2 separate regions of the Mus musculus genome follow, and region 1 is linked to region 2. The links are chromatin loops, found by intact Hi-C in ENCODE. Cell type or tissue: left cerebral cortex. All regions are shown on one strand. Links, peaks and the distances in the headings refer to the core of each region. The heading gives the core; the rest is flanking DNA. Region 1 holds the start of Gm26104 (a small nuclear RNA gene). Region 2 holds the start of Fh1 (fumarate hydratase 1).

The links. A loop is a pair of places that touch in the nucleus more often than their neighbours do. Peaks named below come from ENCODE experiments on the same cell type or tissue, not always from the same donor. Only the 100,000 strongest peaks of a DNase experiment are listed, where the experiment ranks them.
Region 1: a loop joins it to region 2, with 5 times the contacts of the local background. A loop is called at or near these places in 2 of 42 quality-filtered maps.

The regions. Positions count from the first base shown.
Region 1 is chr1:176,698,534-176,701,445 of GRCm38, forward strand. Gm26104 (a small nuclear RNA gene) reads left to right here and starts at 2,084; the gene lies at 2,084-2,193. In left cerebral cortex, for the core only: CTCF peaks have their summits at 323 and 1,449 (motif pointing left); DNase peaks (open chromatin) are centred at 310 and 1,451.
Region 2 is chr1:175,625,086-175,627,997 of GRCm38, forward strand. It overlaps Fh1 (fumarate hydratase 1), which reads right to left and starts at 550. Exons shown (of 10, transcript NM_010209.2): 1 at 366-550. The coding sequence starts at 488. In left cerebral cortex, for the core only: CTCF peaks have their summits at 392 and 1,064 (motif pointing right); DNase peaks (open chromatin) are centred at 590 and 1,054; H3K4me3 peaks cover 1,034 bases; H3K27ac peaks cover 936 bases.

The DNA.
Region 1 (2,912 bases), core at 209-2,708, 1.1 Mb after region 2:
GGATCCTTATTCCCATCATATCTTTTTGAAATAGTTATCATTCCCCTTCTATGTATGAAACCACCATCCATTGAATCCCTACTTTGGGTTAAACAGAGAATAAGAGATTGGCAGACATATTTGCTAAACATGTCTTTCAGACATTCTTTTTATCTATAAAGATTTTTTTTTGTCTATAAATAATCTTTGTCTCTCTGTATATACAGAAGTTGGGGCTCATAGACTTTAGGTTTCGTTTTCAGTATTGTGAGGCTTCTGCTTCAAACTTCATTCTCTGCTCCAAAGTTGAGCTTTCCTCATGATGTTAGACTGCCTCTCCATGGACAAAGATAGAGATCACACTTTTATGAAACCTGCACACTGTTGACCAGTTGTGGAGAAGGAAGGCTAATTATAAAAACCAACAGCCACAAGTCCTCGACACCAACTTGAATCCCTCGCTGGGGCCAAGTTCAAAATCATGTATCTAGGAGCTTAAGACAAATAGGTTTACACATGCAGACTCAGGAGACCTGCCCTTGTACAGCTCAAATGCTTCAGCATGTTTGTGGTCTTTGTGCTTTCTGTGCCCACCATGATGCCGGAGGAAGTGGTTGCACTCTCCAAGGGCCAGGTGGACTTGAATACAGGTCTATTACAGAGCTAGGGAAGTAACAAGAAGCAGGTACTAGGGACAGCTCTGTGGAATAGCTCCTTGGCTAGTTTATCCTCTCTGTCTCTCTCTCTGTATGTGTGTCTGTCTGTCTGCCTCTTTTTTTCTGTTCTCTCTCCCTCCCTCCCTGCCTTTCTCCATCTTTCCTCCCTGGCCCCCCAAAGCTTCTATAGAGGTCTCCCACTGACCCATATCAACCAGGATAAAAAAGCAAGGGCACCTGAGGGAGGTATTAAATCAAGATTAGCCTCCTGCAGTGTCCTGCACAGAGGACAAAGGTAGAAAGAATTCATTAGATGGAAAAGCACTCCAAAAGGAAACCCAATGTTAACACTGCCTTGGTATCTATTCATGTGCTGTTCTTGTATACTCCACCCGCCTTAGAATAGAACCCAGGGCCTTGGGAATGTTGGGTCAGTGTTCTTCCACTGAGTAGTGTTTTCAGTCCTATGTTCTGCATCACTGTTTGTCAGGAGTCACAATTTTGTGAGTCTCTCTACAAAGCAGAACACAATTGGCTGATGGAAAGAGCCAGCTGGTCCACCAACCACTGCAAAAGCTAATGAGACTAATGTCAGGAAGAACAGACAGCTTCATGTCTCAGGTAAAACAAGAATAAAGACTATATTGAAGAAGTCCAGAAAGCAGACATGGAATACACAAGAGAATGTCTGGCAGAAGAGTTTACTTCAACATAATTAGTAAAAACCTGATGTCTAGATCTATCTATCAGTGACAAAGAATGAGGTGGAAAAATGATCTCCTGACACCAAGAGAATTCAGTCATGGGCAAGACTGCCACCTGCTGCTGGGGCTGCTGCAGTAGAAATGTCTGAATTGGGCAGAATGTTAGGCTAGAGAGCAGAGGACTCTAAAACTCTGACCCAGCATACCCATGGCAGAGCCAAACCAAGACCCATGTTGGCAATCAACCATCTTTCAGCCTATGAAGGTATGCCCCCAAAGTCTATATTTCCTAATTTATTTTCTCTGCTATGGCAACATGAGCACTAAACCACTAATTCTCCCATGCTGTTGTTTGAATTTTAAATACACCCCCCCCAAAGGCTCAAGTGTTTAAGATGCAGTACCTATTCTGTGGGTGCCTTTCAGGGGAAGTGCTCAGGGAGAGGAAGTGACATATTTGGAGGGTGGGCACTTGTAGTGGCTATTGGCATTCCAGCCCCTTCCCCACCTTGCTTCATAGGCACCATGAGATGAACATCCTCTGCCATGGTGCTGCCAGGCCCAAAGCACCAGGAATAAGTAACCATGGCTGAAAAGTTTTAGATTGTGACTTAAAAACAAGTCTTTTGGATCAGCAAGATGGCACAGAGGATTGAAGTGCTGGCCACAGAATCTGCTAGCGCACCTGAGGTGGAAGGAGAGCACCTGTAGTGAGAACTTGGGTTTCTTTTAAAACCCAGTTATGTGCTCACTTCGGCAGCAAATATACTAAAATTAGAACGATACAGAGAAGATTAGCATGGCCCCTGCGCAAGGATAACACGCAAATTCGCAATGGAGTACTACTCAGCTATTAAAAAGAATGAATTTATGAAATTCCTAGGCAAATGGATGGACCTGGAGGACATCATCCTGAGTGAGGTAACCCAATCACAAAAGAACTCACATGATATGTACTCACTGATAAGTGGATATTAGCCCAGAAACTTAAAATTCCCAAGATATAAGATACAATTTGCAAAACACATGAAACTCAAGAAGAACGAAGACCAAAGTGTGTACACTTTGACCCTTCTTAGTATTGGGAACAAAACACCCATGGAAGGAGTTACAGAGACAAAGTTTGGAGCTGAGACAAAAGGATGGACCATCTAGAGACTGCCATATCCGGGGATCCATCCCATAATCAGCTTCCAAACACTGACACCATTGCATACACTAGCAAGATTTTGCTGAAAGGACCCAGATATAGCTGTCTCTTGTGAGACTAGGCCGGGGCCTAGCAAACACAGAAGTGGATGCTCACAGTGAGCTATTGGATGGATCACAGGGCCCCCAATGGAGGAGCTAGAGAAAGTAACCAAGGAGCTAAAGGGATCTGCAACCCTATAGGTGGAACAACAATATGAACTACCCAGTACCCCCCAGAGCCCGTGTCTCTAGCTACATATGTATCAGAAGATGGCCTAGTCGGCCATCAGTGGAAAGAGAGGCCCATTGGTCATGCAAACTTTATCTGCCTCAGTTCAGGGGAATGCCAGGGCCAAGAAGTGGGAGTGGGTGGGTGGGGGAG
Region 2 (2,912 bases), core at 108-2,607:
AGCCAGCAGGGCTTGCGATCTGGACAAGGAAGGGGCTTCCCCTTTCCTCGGGCTACTCCTGCACCCCGGCATCCCCCACCCTCTGCCTCCGTGCACGCTCTTTCCCAGAGAAGGTGTCCTGGACCGAAGGCCTCTGCAAGCTCAGGCATTGGGCAGGTCTGCCCTGACACTCAGGCTCCCCAGCAGGAAGGAGCGCGTCCCTCAGCGCTGCCCGCAGCCCCAACACACTCGGCTGGAGGCCGCGTCCGGGGCGGATGGTGAGCGTGCTGGCCGGCGCCGAGCCCAGGCGCGGCCCGCGGGGACACCCGGGACACTCTGACGTGAAGGTCACCCCGGGGAGGCCGGGTCCCGAGATGCCCGCTCACCATTCGCGCGACGTTCGGAGCACACCGCGGGAGGGTGGTCGCTTCCCCAGACACTGCAGCACCGGCGGACGGAACCCGCAGGAGGCGACGCGAGCGCGCGAGGAGACGGAGTGCGCGGTACATGGTGCTGCTGTACGGGGGTGGAAAGCTGAGCCTGAGCCACGCCCCCTAATACGTCAGATTCCGGCCACGCTCGTAACCAATCAAACGCCTCTTCCTGAGCATGTAGGACGGGACTAACCATGACTGGCCAATAATAACTAATGGGGCGGGTTGCCTTCCCTGGGCCTGTAGTATGGCTGTTTGAAGTCCTCGGGTTCACGGGAAACTAGTGCGGAAGGAATCATGGGAAAAGACAAGAGGCGGGAGGTCAGATCTTCCGACAATACTTCAAATGTGGCTGCTAGGAGGCAGGAAACTGGCTGAAGATGCCTGTAGTACTAGGTCCGTGAGACAGCCTAGAAAGAACATGTTATCAAGTTAATATTTATCCTGCAACCACCCATGACGTGCAGCTGTATGAATCCGTGTCTCAAATACTTATCTTCCTAGAAAGTGCCTCAAATTTTAAACAAGGAAGTAGTAATCAATTATCCCACAATGCTCCTAGTTGTCATTTTGGAGTCAATTTTCCTGTCATTTTTTTAAAAGATTTATTTTATGTCTATGAGTACATTGTAGCAGACTTCAGACTCACCAGAAGAGGGCATCAGATCCCTCTTATTGTGATGGTTGTGAGCCACCCTGTGGTTGCTGAGAATTGAACTCAGGACACCTGGGAGAGCAGTCACTGCTCTTTACCACTGGGTCATCTCTCCAGCCTTTTCCTCTGTCTTTTAACATGTCCTCTGATAACATTTATAATGTGTCCACATTCCTTGGGATTTTTCATCTCTGATTTTCTTTGTGGTTACAGGCTAGGGAAAACATTGCTTAAATGATGCCAATGGAAAAAGAGTAACTGATAAAAAAAATTGTGTCTCTTCTTTTAATTTTCTAATGCAGAATCAGAAGACAGTTAAAGAGGAAGTTCTTCAGGAAATGAGAGGCTTCAATTTATAGCCTCAGCACTCTAGATGCCACGGTAGGGAGGAGTTGAATTCAAGAATAACCTTGGCTTCATAGTGAGCCTGACACAAATGCACTGTTGACCTGCAATCTTCACACTTGAGAAGTGCAGGTAGGAAGAATAGTAGTTCAAGGCCATCCTTGGCTACACAGGGAGTCTGAAGCCAGTGTGGGATACAGGCCACCCTGTCTCAAAATAACACAAATGAAATAAAATAAGTAAGAATAAGACTAATAGCTGAGCTAAATCAATTAAACCAGTACCGGTGGGTTTTCAGACCTCAGTATCTAGTTCTTCCCTCTCTCAACTAATGGCTGAGAAATTTTTAGAGTAGTTGGTGAAAGGTAGAACCAAATTTTCTTTAAAAGTTAGGTTAAGGGGAAAAAGACAAAGCAGTAAGATAAAGTACAATCATATAAAGCAGTGTATCTTCTGCCCGAAATGTTACACTTTTGCCATTAAAGAGCAGCCACAAGAGTGTGGTGAGTATGTGTGTATGTGAGTGTGTGTGGGTGTGTGTGAGTGTGTGTGTGAATATGTGTGTGTGTGTGAGTGTGCGTGTGAGTGTTTGTGTGCATGTGTGAGTGTGTGTGTGTGAGTGTGTGTGAGTGAGTGTGTGTGCGTGTGTGAGTGCGTGTGTGTGAGTGTGTGAGTGTTTGAGTGTATGTGAGTGTGTGTGTGCGTGTGTGAGTGCGTGTGTGAGTGTGTGTGTGAGTGTTTGAGTGTGTGTGTGAGTGTGTGTGTGAGTGTGTGTGAGTGTTTGAGTGTGAGTGTGTGTGAGTGTGTGTGTGTGTGTGTGTGTGTGTGTGTGTGTGTGAGTGTGTGTGTAGGGGGATCTCCTGGGTTCCAGCTGAATGAAAAAAACAACTGAAATGAAAGGAGGAGGACATGACTACTCCTAAAGTAAGGAGAGGATTTTTATGGTAGATACAAGGGAGAAAGCAGAGAGAGGAAAGAGGCCAAGCTGAACAAGGCAGGCAGAGGAAACCAGGCCATGGGAGGAAAGGGGGCAGGGGATGGGATGGGGGCAAGAAAGGAGCTACTGACAAAGACAAGACAGGTAATCAAGCCAATAAATAGGCTAAGAGAATGATGTAGCCAAAATGGCTGACTTACATAGGGAAAAGAGCTGTGCAGGTGGAAGCCCAGCTCTCAGAAGTTTAGAGGAGGGAAAGGGTTGAAAAGTGCTGGGAGGAGCCCCAGATATTGCTTTGATATGTTAATGACAGCTCAGCCATTTCTCTGAGTTTCTGAGACCTAAGGCCTGTCTTCTGCTTAGTTTATAAGTAATCATGAGTCCTTTGTTTCCATTCTCTACTCTCCTACCACAAAGCAACACAAACACTTACCATTTGCTTTGTCTGTACTCTTAACGAAATAGAAGATTCATTTCTAAACTTGAGTGCCACGTTCTCCCGCCCCTTCCCAGAGGCGCTTATTTTCTTCAAAAGTGTCCTTCCCCGTCCACCCTTGTTTGT